Linked DNA regions of Homo sapiens: region 2 is linked to region 1. Evidence: chromatin loops called from intact Hi-C (ENCODE). Cell type or tissue: PC-9. All regions are shown on one strand. Links, peaks and the distances in the headings refer to the core of each region. The heading gives the core; the rest is flanking DNA.

Region 1 (7,900 bases), core at 1,323-6,322:
AAGATGTGATTCAGATAAAAATACCCAGGTCCATAGTGAAAGATGTTTTTCAGTATGTTACTTATGGTTTAGCTACTAGCCAGGGAGGTGGTAGCCCAGAGAAGGCAAACCACATACAGATCACCTGGAGTTGATTATATGAGTCTATGCTTTTGAGCTCTTTAGGCAACACATTCTCATTCCTGTCATTATCAGTTGAACCTCCATGCCACACATTTCTAAGAATTAAATGCCTAGATGGATTAAATGTAGTATGTGAATGTTCTATGTAAAAGCCAATAGAGTATACAAGTGACTTGAATGATTTTTCCTAACTTGTTTGCAACTGATAGCTCATATTGAATGTTTTTATGTAAACTTTGTATCGTTGGGAAGAATTACCCAATCAGAGATTTATATTTTCATAAATGTTACATTTAGTTAAATTTTGTTACAGAGTTGTTACACTAGAAAATTATTTCAGTCTTCAAACAATATACAGTCTTGTGTATGTATTATTTGTATGAATAAAAGATAAACTACTTAGATTGGCGTGCTGTTTTTCTCCCCCATTTTTGGCAGATGTGATTAGAGACCTTCAGTAATAATAATAACTGTTCATGCTTACTGCTTATGTTGCACCAGGCACTGTACTTGGAGCTTTGCATGTACTAAGCCATTTAAACTTCACAACAGCCCTGTGAAGTAGGTACTGTTAGCATTCCAAATGTATAGGTAAAGAAACCTAGAAACGGGTCCAGGGAGAATAGCTGAACAAGATTTCAGTGCACTCTCAGTGTCTTTTTCCTTAACTTTCTCAAAGTACATCAAAACAGAGCATTTAGTATCTAGTAGGCACTTAGAGATCAATAATGACCTGCAAGGTGTTTTCTAACTTGCAGGTGGGAGACTGGGCTAGCTCTGAAGATCACTGAAATTTGCTGCAAACTCTCACGTTTTTCAGGTATACAGAAATAGTTGATGAATTCATTAATAGAAGGATGGGGAGGAAGGAGAAGAAGGGTGATGACTGAGGAGTTGTCTCTCTCATAAATTCCCTTTGCGCGAACGAGCAGGACCAAGGGGAGCCTTCCCACATGCCCTTTCTTCCATCTCTTGCCTCTTGGATCTGAGAATCCACACACGCACCAAAAAATATTTTTAAAAAACAGAAACAGAGGAGTATTGGTGAGCTTAAGTGATGATACATAGGAAATAATCTGAAAGCTAGTATCTAGTTGTCATGAAATAATTGTTCTCAGAGAAACTTTAATGTGTTACGAAAATAAATTATTCTGGTTTATTGCCTGCATCACATGGCTGAGACTAACGTGTTCAAAATTTACCACCACTGAAAACAATTCCATTACTTACAAAGGGTAATATCTTTAGGTTGAAAAGGCTAAACCCCTCTCCTTTTAGTTCTCAAAGAAAATGTAGAGAAGTTAATAAATATTTGCAAAAAAGCATTTCAAATAAATAGAGTTTGTTTAAATATCTTCTTTCCTAGAGCCAAGAACACAACAGTCAACACTGTATGCTTGCTATGCCCAAGGCATTATGCTAGATCCTGGAATGATTTGAAAAGTCACGCATGACTCCTGCCATCCAGAACCCTACAGTCTAGAAGAGACACAGCTAAACCAGATGAGACTGATTTCAAAGTTAGTAAGAGTGAGAGCCAGGTGCTGAGGATACACTACAGAGGAGCAATTAACACTACCTGAATATCGAAAAGGTTGACCCAGAGGAGATAGAGCTGAGGCTAGAAGAATAATTAGGACTTAGCTGTCAATGTCAGAGAGACATTTCAGGTAAAGGAAGCTGCATGAGCAAAAATGGGCATTGAAGCATATTTCAGGCGACTTCAAATGCTGTTGGGATTTTAGACTTTATTCAGTAGTCAATAGTGTCACTGAAAGCCAGGGGCCCAGCCTAGGTCCTGTTGCTCACTACACAGAAAGCCAATCACTAAGGCAATGAGTATTGTCAGGGAAGAAGGCTTTATTATGGGTGATATCAGCCAGAGACAGGAGACAAGACTCAAATCTGAATCTCCCCTGGCTAAAGTTGGGGTTTATATGGGGGGAGAAAACAGGCAGGGCAAGGAAGAGGAGTTGCTCAATAGGCAGCAGGTGTCTAGCATCTCACTGTAACCTCCTATAGGAAAACAGGAATTAGGGAGGGTTAAGGAAGAGGAATTGGTCAACAGGCAGCAGGTGTAAGTTTCTCAAGCTTCAGTGCTATGGGCATTTGGCTTGTTGGAAAATTGCGCTGGTTTCAACAGGGAGCTGGGAAAAAAAGTTTTGGGGAAGGGCAGTTACTTTGTCAGATGGCTTTCAGATGGAAAAGATCAGAAGCTGGGAGACCAGTAAAGACCATGGCCATGATCTCAGTTAGAAAGTGTTAGAACCTGATCTTAGAACCTGCTTAGAGTAGGGGCAATTCAAGATTTATTTCAGGGCTTAATGGATAGAGGTGTTTGATGAAGGGGAGGGAAAACTCAAATAATTCCAGTTCCAATTGGAATTGAGTAGATAGAATTACAAATGTAAAGTGAACAGGGGATGAAAGTGGGGGAAAATCACAAAACAAACTTGGACCTAGAGAGTTTAAAAGTAAGACATCCATCTAGCCCATTAGAAATAGTCTATCTATCCCATGGAGAAAACTCAAATAAAAACCCACTCAGTTCTTTCTTTCTCAGTAAGGAGATTGCAATGGATTGCAAGGAGCCCTTACTGCAATGCCTAATATGGTGTGGGGAGTTTTTTGGGCTATAACATAAACGGATACCATAATGTTTTTAATGTTGTTTGTTTTTTAGAACTCTTTCACAAATTTGGAACCATGTTGATAAATCCACTCAAAAAAATTAGCTTTCCTATCTTTCATGACTCATTGGCTGGGAACAATTTACATGTCAGTGAAAACATGGGCACACCTAAAAAATGAAGTGAATCATGGTGTTTTCACCCTGGTGTGCATCAAGAAACCATAGGTTTTTCTTCCATATGTTTTACAAGGGCCCCTCAGATCTCAATTTGGCATTCCAAGAGATCTGCAAGAAGTACAGATTACACGTTGTATGGACACATGGAGGGTTCAGTTTCAGTGTATCAACATGACAGATTACATAAAACTGGTAATCTAGGGATACAAATAAAAGCAGCACCTCTAGCTTTATAGAATGCCAGCCCTTACTATTTAATAGATGAGGGGAACTTCGCCAGCTACCTGTGCATATTCAGAGCAACGGTTCGCAAACTGGAGTAGGTACCACTTGCTAAAACACAGATTTCTTCACCCTCCCTCCCCAACTATTTCTGAATCAATACGTCTGGGGTGGGTCCCAAGAATTTGCATTTTTACTACATTCTCTCAGATTATGCCGATGCTATTAGTCTAGGAACTGCACTTTAAAATCTAAGGCAGGCTGGGGCGCGCGGTGGCTCAGCTTGCAATCCCAGCACTTTGGGAGGCCGAGGCGAGCGGATTGCTTAACCTCAGGAGTTCAAGACCAGCCTGGGCAAGTTTAGGAGAGCCCACCCCCACCCTAGTCTCCACAAAAATAATAATAATAATAGTAATAATAATAATAATAATACAAAAATTAGCCGAGCATGGTAGCATGAGCCTGTAGCCCCAGGCACTCCAGAGGCTGAGGTGGGAGGATCCCTTGATCCCCAGAGGAGGAGGTTGCAGTAAGCTGAGATCGCATCACACTCCAGCCTGTGTGCAACAGCCAGACCCTGTCTCAAATAATAATAAATAAATAAATAAAATGAAACCCAATACAAATACCAACCCCTTTTTCGACAGATAACCTACTTGATAAATGTATCAATATCCTGTAGACAATTAAGTGTCGACTATAAGTTGGACATGAGTGCCGTTCATTGTGACAAAGGATGTAAAACCACATATAACTTCCTGCAAAAATCTAACACTTTACAGCGTGCAATCCCAGCACTGCAAAATTAGAAGGATTCAAAAAATGGAGTGTTCAAATTCTCAAAAGCCTGGCAAATATCATGTGAATGGGGCTGGCATCATTAAAGTAGATACATTGAAAACCCAAGGACACTATGTCCATCCTTAGATAATACTCTGTCCAGATGCCTCTCCAATATCCTATTTTATTCTCTTGCTGGATGAGTTGAAAAGAAGAGAGAAGAGGGTAAGCTAGGTGGCGCAGTTGCTTAACACTTTTTTTGGCAAGCTCAGCATTTGCTTTGGAGCACAGGTGAAAAGAATGTCCAGTCCTTAAGCAGAGTCAGTTCTCCACCCGCCTTAGGTATATGGATTGTAACAGCTACGAATGTGGAACTCAGTAGATTGGATGCAGTCTTGTGGCCAATGCCCTAAGACCTCAGGAAAAGAAAGGGATGGAGGGGGAGTGGGTGAGGAGGGGACGGGGAACCAGGAGTTCATTGAACTCCCCCTGGGGCCTTTAGGGTGCAGGCGAGTGTGTGCAACTTCCCTGGTTTTTATCGTGGTGGTGGCGCCCCCGCTGTTTCTAGGTCCATGTAGCTCATACAGGGCTGGCCATGGAACTCACAGCAGGTCTAGGCGGCGAATGCCAGAAATAAGGAGGAAACTGAAAAATGCCAAGTTCTCGGGGTTTGGGAGTACACAACTATTTGCCAGCGGGTGCATTTGTTTTGTGTATCCCCGTACTCCAGTCCCTTGATCATAGGAAGCTCCCTTCTCTCCAGCGCAACATTGGAGTAAGCACCCCGGAGTTTCCCGTGATGGCAGGCGGTTGGCGCGGTCGTTTGTGCTCAGAGGCCAACAAGCGCGTGGATTTTCTGCTTCAGTGCGCCCGGGACTGCCACCCCGGCCCCGGGGATGTCGGACATCGTACTCCAGGGTTTCGAGCCCTAGCCCCGCCGCATCCTCGGGGCGTGCAGGTAAAGGGTTACGCGTGTCGGGAAGGCTCACCCGCAGCCCGGGCCACGTGACGCGCGGGCCCAATGACAGCGCTGGGGCGGCCGCTGCGAGCTCGGCGGGCTCAGGGCAGCGCGGAGCCGCTAGCGTCTCCCGGCGCGGCTGCCCGAGGCCGGCGAAGCCATGGGCGCCGGGACCCCGCCGCCGCCGCCGCCGCCGCCGTCTGGCCCCAGGTAGGGACAATCCCCCGCCCCGCGCGCGCAAAGAGGGCTTTAGTCCTGCGGAACTTGGCTTTGGGGCGAGCTTTCCCCCACTTCTCTCCGAGTCGCCTACTTTTAAGTTTAATTTCTTGATTTGCTTTTGCCCTGAAAAAAAAAATTAGAGACGCAATTCAAAGTTTGATGACTTCGGGAAAAGTCACGTAATTCAACAAAGGGGCTCTAAAAGGGGCAAAACTCGGGTGGGGGGAGGCGGACTTTTACAGATTCCCAAAACCAAAGACCAAGGCGTTTGTAAAGCTTGGCGTTTAATTGGTTGTGTGAAACATTTTTGCTTTTAAATCCCTAACTAATGAACTTTCAACGGTGCATGCGAACTTGAAAAAACTGCAAGAGATTTTACCTTAGATCTGTGCCCTCCTCCCCCATTTTAAGTATGTTTTTTAATAAAAAGGAAATGGAATGTGACCTCTGCTGTTTCTTTGAAATGCCCTTGGGTCCCGGTATTTGCCCCCCAGGGGTGCTGGCGGCCTGGGCAGTGGGTAGGGGTGGGGGAAGAGGTCAGGGTGCCAGGAGGCCTCACGTAGTGAAAAGAGGGTGCCAGGTGCAAACAGTTAAATAGTCACAAACTGTTTGCTAAATATTTAATAATTAGGCAAGCATCTCCCAGCTTGGTTACTTAGGTTGCATTGACCTTGGCAGCCCTGATGAGGCGAGATTTTCACAAAGTACTGGTGAAGAATTTTTCCGGTGATAAAAGGCAAGGATCAATGCTTTTTACCCCAGCATGGCAATTGACCTTAAAAACAAAATTAAAACTCCCTGTGATGACTTAGTACATTTTATGTTACTTTCCATGGCAGCATAGATACCTGCCCCATGATGGATATTTGCCCTGTGAATTTAGAGAAAGTTTGTGCTCCAGAGGTGGTTCAAATCATTGAAGAATAGGGCGTTTATTTTCTTCCTGTCACTATTTATGGGAAAGAATTACGGATGGTCCTTCTTGCCCTGGTTTGTGGATGTCCTTGGTGGTTGCAATCAAGCAAGCTCTTATGAGGAATAATATCTGGAGAAAAGAAGAGAAGCATTTGAGAGTTGAATGAGAAAGAAATGGAAAGCGGTTACTGCTTTTAAACATAATAGAGTCTATATTTGTTGCCTACCCCTCCCCCTTCCCCATTTAATCCTTCAGTTGATACTATTTTAGGAAGGATAAGACAGATGTTAAAGATCATAGACCACCTTACTGGTCCCAGCTGTGAAACACTGTCAGGAGGCAGATAATTGAAACAAGGTACATAATTGAAACAATTTGAAGCTCAAAGGTAAAGTTAAGTTCTGGAGTTATTTGTATTTCCCTAAAGTGTGAAGAGTCAGCTAACAGCAAGCTGCCTGGGTCACTGAGCAGAAATGGAACAGATGCTGAGACAGGAAGGGAAGGTGTGGCTTACTTCTCTTCTTGGCCCATTCTGTGTCTATCCTCTGATCCTGCTCCGTGCATTTATTCAGCAAGTATGATCTTGGTCCTCAATGGCTCCGGAGATTTAGATAAATAATGATACCTAAAGAGAAATAGGGCCAATCTTTCCTGTGTTTCAAAGAGCTTTTTGGATATCTGGGATTGAAGACAAAACCTTGCATACCAACTCAACACGTTCCATTATCCTAAACATGGAATGATTCCCTTGACGTCCCACCCAGACCCTCTCTGAGCCGGAAATACAACCTGGCTAAGCTCCGGCCAGAATCCATTTGCAGCCCAAGGGCAGAGCACAGGTAGGGCCGGCCCCTTTCCTCCTAGAACAGCCCGCTCTTGGTGCCCGGAAGCCCATTCACGGTGCTTCTTGGAATAGACGCCAGTTTCCAAATAATTGAATACCAGCCTTCCAGTAGCTAGGTTTCCTCTCCCTAGACTGTGTTTCACATTCCCCTAGTTACACAATTTTTCTGGTAACCCTGAATCTTGGGATCTTTTACAGTCTTGGTTAAATAGTAACTAGTACCTATGTCCTGCTTTTCTTTCTTGGTCATTAGGCAGATTTTCTTTTTGGTCATTCTTTTTGGTCATTAGATTACATGCTTACAGAGAGACTTTGTAGGTGTGTAGAAAAGAGTTGAGTTAAAGGGGTCATCCTAGGGGAAGCCGACTTGGAGTCTTCACCTATGTGCAGGTCAGATGTAGTCTTTCTCGAGTGCCTGCTCTTAACCATTGAGCCATCCTGTGTCTCCAGTTGTAGCCTTTCTTACTCTGACTGCTATTTAAGAGAATAAACTGAAAATGAAATCGCTCATCTACTTGTACCCTTTTCACCCGAGAATATCATAGTCCCACAGAGGTTAGTTAAAATCTTCAGGACTGTAGATTATCAAATAATCCTTTCCTAAAACATACGTAAAACACCAAGCCAATGAATACGTGTCCTGAAACAGAAAATTAAAACTCTGACTCAGTGTTGTCAGGCATTGTAGAAAAGATGTTCCAGAGCTGCAATGAATATTAACAAATGACAAAAGGAATATTGTATCTCACTCAAACTTTATCAGAAGTGCTGAACTCTGTTCTGTTCAGTGTACAAGTGGTTCTACAAAATTTAATAAAACCCTGACCTGGCCTTGGAGACATCATGTGCGTAGACCCAGAGACACCAGAGAGTCGATGAGTTTCTGGGGACACAGTCCTTGTCTTCAGAGATCCCAATATCTTGGGAGAAACCATTGAAGGATCTTAAGCACAGCAGATCTCTATTTTAGAGAGTTCATGCAGGCTGCAATGAGAATGAAACAGGAAAGATACAACCAAGACCAAAGGC
Region 2 (7,900 bases), core at 1,530-6,529, 76 kb after region 1:
GCCTCTAAAGCAAATAACTGAGGTGATGTTGAGAAAGGCCAAAGCGGTAATCACTTACGGAGAGTTCAAGAAGTGTAATGCGCACAGTGGGTTCTGGGAGGACCCTGGGTACTAGAAAAGGGAAGGGAAGGGAAGGGAAAAACCAAAGGATTTCAGCTTCTCTGACGATTCAGGGTGTCCAGATTTAAGATGGAGTTATTTTAGGCACTGAATTGACAATTCCAAAATTTGTGCAGTCCGAAGAAACTAAAACTGAAAATTAGAGACAAAGCAGTTCTTTATTTCAACCCTGCAAACGTGTGTATGTTTCCTCTGGGATAGGAAAGGGACATCAATGGGTCAGTAATGCAGAGGAGGAGAACTGAAAATGAAGGAGTGGCTACCTGGGCTATGTACATAATTGTTTTTCATTTTTATAGCAACCTGGTAAGTAGGTATTGTTATCCTTATTTAGTGTGGAAAAATTGAACCTAAAGGATTTACAGTCAGCTACATAGCCAATGTGTGAGGGCCAAAATTGCACTTAACTTCAAAATAGGTCTTTACACCATTTAAAAATCAAACTAAATTGGATCAAGTGTAGATAACAGTAGCTACAGGGAAGCATGAGGTGGGTGAGAATTAGCCACTCTCCAACGTAGTCCCTGCCAGGATATAATGAAAGCAAGTTTCAGACTAAATTCTCCACACACATACTTTTAAACTGTATTAGCAAGGAGGCCCTAAGCAATTCATCAGTCCGTTCTGTAAACATTCATGAAGTCTCAAGTCTTTATTCTTTTAGGTTCTTCTACCACCACTCTGCAGAAAATATATTGCAGTCAGCTTAACTATATTCCCCAATAGGATTCTACTACCCTTAAATTCAGCATCAGGCACCAGAAATCATATAATCCACCAGCAGGATACAGGACCAATCCAGCCTCAGGCAGCACACCAAAGGCTTCACTCGATGACTATTCCCTGTTCATACAGGGTCAGGGAAGCCTATTTATACCTTGAATCTCATAAGTAGTGTCTGTTTTTAGAATTTATTTTTCTGATCAATAAGCCATTAATTTCATCAATGAAAACTCATTTCTGCCATTCATTAATTCATATCTTAATCAATGGACAGTGGAGTTGCATTTATTAACCAGTACTATGTCTGACCTTCCTGATTAGATACTAGCTGTTCACTCCTAAAGTGTATATTTCTGACTACCCCAAGGGTTTAATAAACAAAAATCTACATTTGTATCATACTGTTTATGATGTAGTAAATTATACATGTCAAAGCAAAGGACACAAGCAAATCCTTAGCCCAGACACTAGATGTAGCGGGAGCTCAGCTGAAGACTGAATTACTATCGCACTAGAATTCAGCACCATCTTGTTTTGTGCTTTAGTTATCTAATTGCTTCGTGTGTTGGATTTGGCTTCTTAATCAGATTATGAAATTCTTGGAAAGAGAGAGTTATATACTGTTTATTCTTCTACAATAGCTAGCACAGTGCTAGATACATATAGGTCTAGAATCAATCATTTTTAATTATTAAAATTCATAGTAATACCTTACAAACACTTGGCCCGTAGGATTCTATAGTTGCTTTGAGATTCTAAAGTACCTCAGTGGACTACAAACCTTAAGAAATTGCCTGACTGACTTGAGTGATGGAAATGGTATATTTTGTGTAGATTTTCTCATATCAATTCACAGCTTTGTTCTAACAATTATTAAACTTCATTGGGATAAGCATAAAGTATGAACCATAATAAACAATCATGCACCTCATAACGATGTTTTGGTCAGCTATGGACTGTATATGTGACAGGGATCTCATAAAATTATACTGGAGCTGAGAAATTACTACTGCCTAGTGACATCATAGCACACCACCTTACTCACGTGTTTGTGATGATGCTGTTGTAAACATACCTGCCGCACTTCTGGTCTTATAAGAGTATAGCACATACAATCATGTATAGTACATACTTGACAATGATCATAAATGTCTGTGTTACAAGTTTATGTATTTACTATGCTATACTTTTTATTATTTGAGAGAGTACATCTTCCACTTATTTAAAAAAAAAGTTGATTGTAAAACAGCCTCAGGCAGGTCCTTCAGGAGGTATTCCAGAAGAAGACATTGTTATCATACAAGATGATAGCTCCATGCATGTTATTGAACCTGAAAACCTTCCAATAGGACAAGATGTGGAGGTGGGACAGTGATACTGACAATCCTGGCCGTGCGTAGGCCTAAGCTAATGTGTGAGTTTATGTCTTACCTTTTAACAAAAAGGTTTTTTTAATTAAAAAAAATTAATTAAAAAAGGAAAAAGTATATATAATAAGACTATAAAGAAAGAAAATCATTTTATACAGCCACACAATGTATTTGTGTTTTAAGCTAAGTGTTACTACGAAAGAGTCAAAACGTTTTAGTAATTAAAAAGTTTATAAAGTAAAAAAGTTACAGTCAGCTAAGGTTAATTTGCTATCAAAGAAAGAAAAATATTTTAAAATAAATGTAGTCTAAGTGTGCAGTGTTTATGAAGTCTCCAGTAGTGTCCAGTAATAGCCTAGGCTTCATATTCACTCAAACTCACTCACTGACTCACCCAGAGCAACTTCAGTCCTGTAAGCTCCATTCATGGTAAGTGCCCTATCTAGGTGAACCATCTCTTAACTTTTATACCGCATTTTTACTGTACCTTTTCTCTATTTATGTTTAGATACATAAATACTTTTATGAGCCGGGCATTGTGGCTCACGCCTGTAATCCCAGCACTTTGGGAGGCCGAGGTGGGCAGATCATGAGGTCAGGAGATTGAGACCATCCTGGCTAACACAGTGAAACCCCGTCTCTACTAAAAAATACAAAAAAAAAAAAAAAATTAACTGGGCGTGGTGGCGGGCGCCTGTAGTCCCAGCTACTTGGGAGGCTGAGGCAGGAGAATGGCAGGAACCCAGGAGGCGGAGCTTGCAGTGAGCCGAGATCGCACCACTGCGCTCCAGCCTGGCGACAGAGCAAGACTCCGTCTCAAAAAAAAAAAAATACTTTTATGTTACAATTGCCTAAAGTATTCAGTACAGTAACGCACCATACAGATGTGTATCCTAGGGGCAATAGGCTATACCAGGCAGTCTAGGTGTGTGGTAGGCTACACCATCTAGATTTGGGTAGTACGCTCTGTGATGTTCACACGACAAAATCACCTAATGTTGCCTTTCTCAGAATGTGTCTTTGTAGTGTGACCGTACAAACATAAATACTGATATCTGGCTTCATTTCAAAATTTTTTAAATTGAGTTTGTCCATTTCCACTGAATTTAATTATTTCGAGCACCAACTCCAGGAGCAGGAAGTTAGCACTGGGCTTGTTTTTATTCTGAGTACTGCTTGAATACTAATAGTTGAAAAGTATTGTAATATTTGACCCTGAAGAGCTTTGACTCAGGGATTTTGTGTTGTCATTCACATCCTCGGCAAGGAAAGGTATCCAGCTCCTACTATTTAATATGTAATCACGACATCTAGTGCTCACTGTTTGGTTTTGTTAAGCAATAGCTGTGAGCCACAGAGCCAACCTGCAGCCGCATCTCACCCAAGAAGGCCCAGGGCTGTGTTTTCAGTTTTGCTTTTAATGATTGCATAACTGTGTGAAGTTCTAAGACACTGTTGGGATTTTAGCCTTGGGATGACAAGCCTTTGGGGCACCTCTTTGGGGTAAAGAAAGAAGAACTAACAGAAGAGCTTCAGTTTAAGTCTGATGAGGACAAACGCCTGGCACTAGGTGGGTTTTAAAAATCCTTGAAAATTTTTTAAAAACTAAAAAAAAAGCCAGCTCTTTTGCAATTGCCCAGAGAGAGGAGGACACCCATATTGATTGATGCATTGTTCTCCTAGGCAGGAATCGTCCCACTATAGTCTGCGGTAGCAAGAGTTCAAGGGTTAAAGTAGGAAGACTGATCCCATAAATGTAATTTGCATTCCTTCCAAATTCACATACAATTGTATAGCAGTGAGTATTTAAATTTAAAAACATTATAGTTTAAGGAACTTTTCTCATGAACAGTTCTCCTAGTGTACATTATGTAAATTCTACCACCAGAGAAAAATTCCTGCTTTGTTCCGGCTTAAGCTTGGTACATATATACAAACCCATACTATTACTTCAGAAAATTCAACTTAGGTAATCTGGCTCAATACTCATGGTTAGAGATTTTAACTTTAACAACTTAACAATATTTGGTTTATCATATTTGTGCTTTTATTTCAATTTAGAATGTTTTCCAGCCAGAAATCTAGCTTTAAGTTTTATAAAGCATGATGACACAGCAGCTAGAACTCAAATCTCTAAATGGAATTATGCTAAATTTAACAATATGTTACCTAAAGTCCTTATGCCTTAAAATGTTTCTAGGCTAAATTCTGCAATTTCCCTGGAAACATATTGAATTGTCTTCAATAATACATTGCATAAATATATTTATCCTACATCTAGGTACTTCAAATTATAAGCTAGTAAATCTTGTAATATTTCTAGCTTTAAGACTCGTATGTATTTCTTCCTTTGTATTTTCTCCCCAATCATATGATTATGTACTATTGATGCTATAAATATCTTATATTTTAAGGTTAGGCTAATTCCCAGTGGCTCTATTATCCCACCTGTGCTTGCAACTCAGTATGTGATGAAATTGCCTATGACTTATCAATTAACCCTTGGTGTCCCTAGAATCCAAAATAAAGAATAAATGTATGTAAAAGGATAATTGGAGACTTAGAATCTCTTCCTCAAGATTTTATCTGGTTAATGACTATCACAGGTGGGCTGTTCTTTTTATTCTTGGAAGAACATACTCTATTCCGGAGGGGAAAATATCAAATTAGTTCAGCCTGCTACCTGCTCCCATAGAAGATGGGGGAAGCTGGCTCTTTCATCGGTGTTTTCGTCTGTAGCCGCCCCCTTCCCCAACCTTGAGTTGATTTAAAAGGATGGAAGAAAGTACCGTGCTACCTCCAATGCTGTCATTCAGTGTTCACCCCAGGCAGTGTGCTAGACACATTCCTGGACTAAATCCTTTAGTTCCTTTAAGACAACAAACCTATAAGATAGGTATTATTATCTCGATTTTACATATTAAAAAATAATGTAAGCCTTTTTGTATTTGCATTGTTTTGCTTTGTTCTTTAAATGTCTGCTTTAAAAAAAGAAGTGGGGTAGGTAAAGGATCAAAAAAGGCCTGGAATCCCAAAAGTAATGATAAATGTTCTAAAAACTCTTTAAAACTTTTTATCTTCCATCTAAACAGGATGCATCTGTTACCCATGCTAATTACACAGAAGGCATCTGAGTCTTCCTAACTTCTAGCACGTAATAGACAACCTGTGATTCCTAACATTTACTGTTGGAATTTACCCATTGGATCTTTTCTATTATAAATTTATCTTCACTTTTTTGTTGTTGTTTTTCCAAGAAGAGGTGAAAATAGCAATGCCGGCTGGGCATGGTGGCTCACACCTGTAATCTCAGGACTTTGGGAGGCCAAGGCCGGTGAATCATTTGAGGTCAGGAGTTCGTGACCAGCCTGGCCAACATGGTGAAACCCTGTCTCTACCAAAAGAATATAAAAATGAGCCATGCATGGTGGCGCACGCCTGTAGTTCCAGGTACTTGTGAGGCTGAGGCACAAGAATCGCTTGAACCCAGAAGACAGAGGTTGCAGTGAGCTGAGATCATGCCCCTGCACTCCAGCCTGGATGACAAAGTGAAACTATGTCTCAAAAAAAAAAAAAAAAAAAAAAAAATGCTTGGGAGCCAGGTAATACTCAAAGAAGAATGATTGCCACTGGGCTTTTCTCAAACCCACTCATCTGTCAGTCACGTTTGAAAATTATTTCTCAGGTCAGATACGGTGGCTCACGCCTGTAAGCCCAGCACTTTGGGAGACCTAAGCGGGCGGTTCACTTGAGGTCAGGAGTTCAAAACCAGCCTGGCCAACGTGATGAAGCCCCCCGTCTCCACTAAAAATACAAAAAATTAGCCGGGTGTGGTGTGGTGGTGGGCACCTGTAATCTCAGCTACTTGGGAGGCCAAGGCAGGGGAATGGTTTGAACCCGGGAGGCAGAGGTTGCAGTGAGCCGAGAGAGTGCCACTGCACTCCAGCCTGGGCGACAGAACGAGACTCTGTCTCAAAAGCAAAGAAAAGGGAAAAAAAAACTGTTTCTCTGTTAAAGGAAAGGAAGTAGCTCACCTGACTGACATATATGTGTCCAGAAATGAAATCTTTACAGTGACCTGTTACTGTCTTAATGATAAACATTGAATTATTGACATCTACTTTATCTGAGGCGTTATCCTAGGAACTTTATATGCGTTGTCTGTAATCCTTATAGCATCCCTCAGAACCACATTCTTCCCCTTCTACATCCTTCCTTCTCAGGTAAGGAAACTGAGGATTGCCTCAAAGTCACATGACTATGGTAAAGACATTTTTTTCCCACATGCTTATGACTAAATGTTAGTACTCGCTGGAAACTTCATACCAGACATCCCATACCCTTTGGACTGATTAACTCATAGCAGGGGAACTTGGGCCTTAGAGTCACTGTTAATTGGAGGTTAGTGGTATGTGGCTGAGAGAAAATTGTCTGGGAAATGCATTTGCCCTTCAAGCTCAGAACCCAGAAAGCTTTTGTCAGAGCCAGCCAGGACTGGCTGCAGGATTTTGGAATTTCAGAAATTTTGTGAGATTTTTATAATATTAAAAATTAAAATATATTAAAGTATAATTAAATAAATCATATTAAGGATGAAGTAGGTCGGGCATGGTGGCTCACGCCTGTAATCCCAGCACTTTGGGAGGCCGAGGCGGGCGGATCACGAGGTCAGGAGATCGAGACCATCCTGGCTAACATGGTGAAACCCCATCTCTACTAAAAATACAAAAAATTAGCCGGGCGTGGTGGTGGGTGCCTGTAATCCCAGCTACTCGGGAGGCTGAGGCAGGAGAATGACGTGAACCCGGGAGGCAGAGCTTGCAGTGAGCCAAGATAGCGCCACTGCAGTCCAGCCTGGGCGAAAGAGCTAGAATCTGTCTCAAAAAAAAAAAAAAAAAAAAAGAATGAAGTAAAGAAATACTCAACACTCGTCACTTCCTAAATATTTTACTATTGTCCATGCTTTGGAGGTAATTGACATCTATTATATCTGTGTTGTGGAAATACTATGTAATGGGGTGCTACCATACATCCTTTCCAACTTTATGTTCAGTGACTTAACATTGCTAGCTTGAAATTAGCTATGGCAGGAGCATTTACACCATGGAAATCAGCAAATATGATAAATCAATGCTTGATTTATCATTTTGTTGCTTGTCTACAATTAAGAATGAAGAAATTATTAATGCAAATTAAACTTAAAAGTGTGTTAAGTCTACAGCTGCTACATGGGAAAAAGGAAATTTTTCTTCCAATATTCAAAAGCTATTATCTGATTCACCAAAGAATTTGCTCATGTCATTAACAAATGAGTGTAATTCCAACATATATGTTCTTTGTTTCACTTTCTTCTAAATTGTTAAACAAAAATGTGAACCAGCATTCATGTGGGAACTATACCTGCTCATCAGTTGAAACTATAGGTTAACTATGGATAGAAAAGGCTGGCAGAACTCATTGAAAGCATTCTGTGAAATCAGTCCTCTAAATGGAATTTATTATTTTTAAAAATACTATTATTTGTAAACTATGTGGTACACATCCTTTATTTACAGTAAGCATTTTTTTTCCATAGAACCAGTTGTAAAACATTTGCCAGACCACTAGCTGTAAGGTATAACTGGTCTGCAAACTTTGCACCTGCCAGAACCACAGAGTAAAATCATACCTTCCCCAAAACAAAGGCA

What was found. Peaks named below come from ENCODE experiments on the same cell type or tissue, not always from the same donor. Only the 100,000 strongest peaks of a DNase experiment are listed, where the experiment ranks them.
Region 2: it touches region 1 in a loop (9-fold over the local background); 9 of 110 quality-filtered maps call a loop at or near these places.

What each region holds. Positions count from the first base shown.
Region 1 is chr4:37,448,939-37,456,838 of GRCh38, forward strand. PGCKA1 (PDCD10 and GCKIII kinases associated 1) reads left to right here and starts at 4,987. Exons shown (of 4, transcript NM_001104629.2): 1 at 4,987-5,102. LOC124900691 (a long non-coding RNA gene) reads right to left here. Exons shown (of 3, transcript XR_007058098.1): 1 at 7,698-7,900; 2 at 6,542-6,652; 3 at 5,379-6,156. It overlaps NWD2 (NACHT and WD repeat domain containing 2), which reads left to right. Exons shown (of 7, transcript NM_001144990.2): 7 at 1-525. In PC-9, for the core only: CTCF peaks have their summits at 4,188 and 4,400; DNase peaks (open chromatin) are centred at 4,213 and 4,943; H3K4me3 peaks cover 1,812 bases.
Region 2 is chr4:37,524,798-37,532,697 of GRCh38, forward strand. The region is part of intron 1 of PGCKA1 (PDCD10 and GCKIII kinases associated 1); the gene reads left to right. Among named protein-coding and RNA genes, the nearest start is that of PGCKA1, 75 kb to the left of the region's middle. In PC-9, for the core only: a CTCF peak has its summit at 3,457; a DNase peak (open chromatin) is centred at 3,544.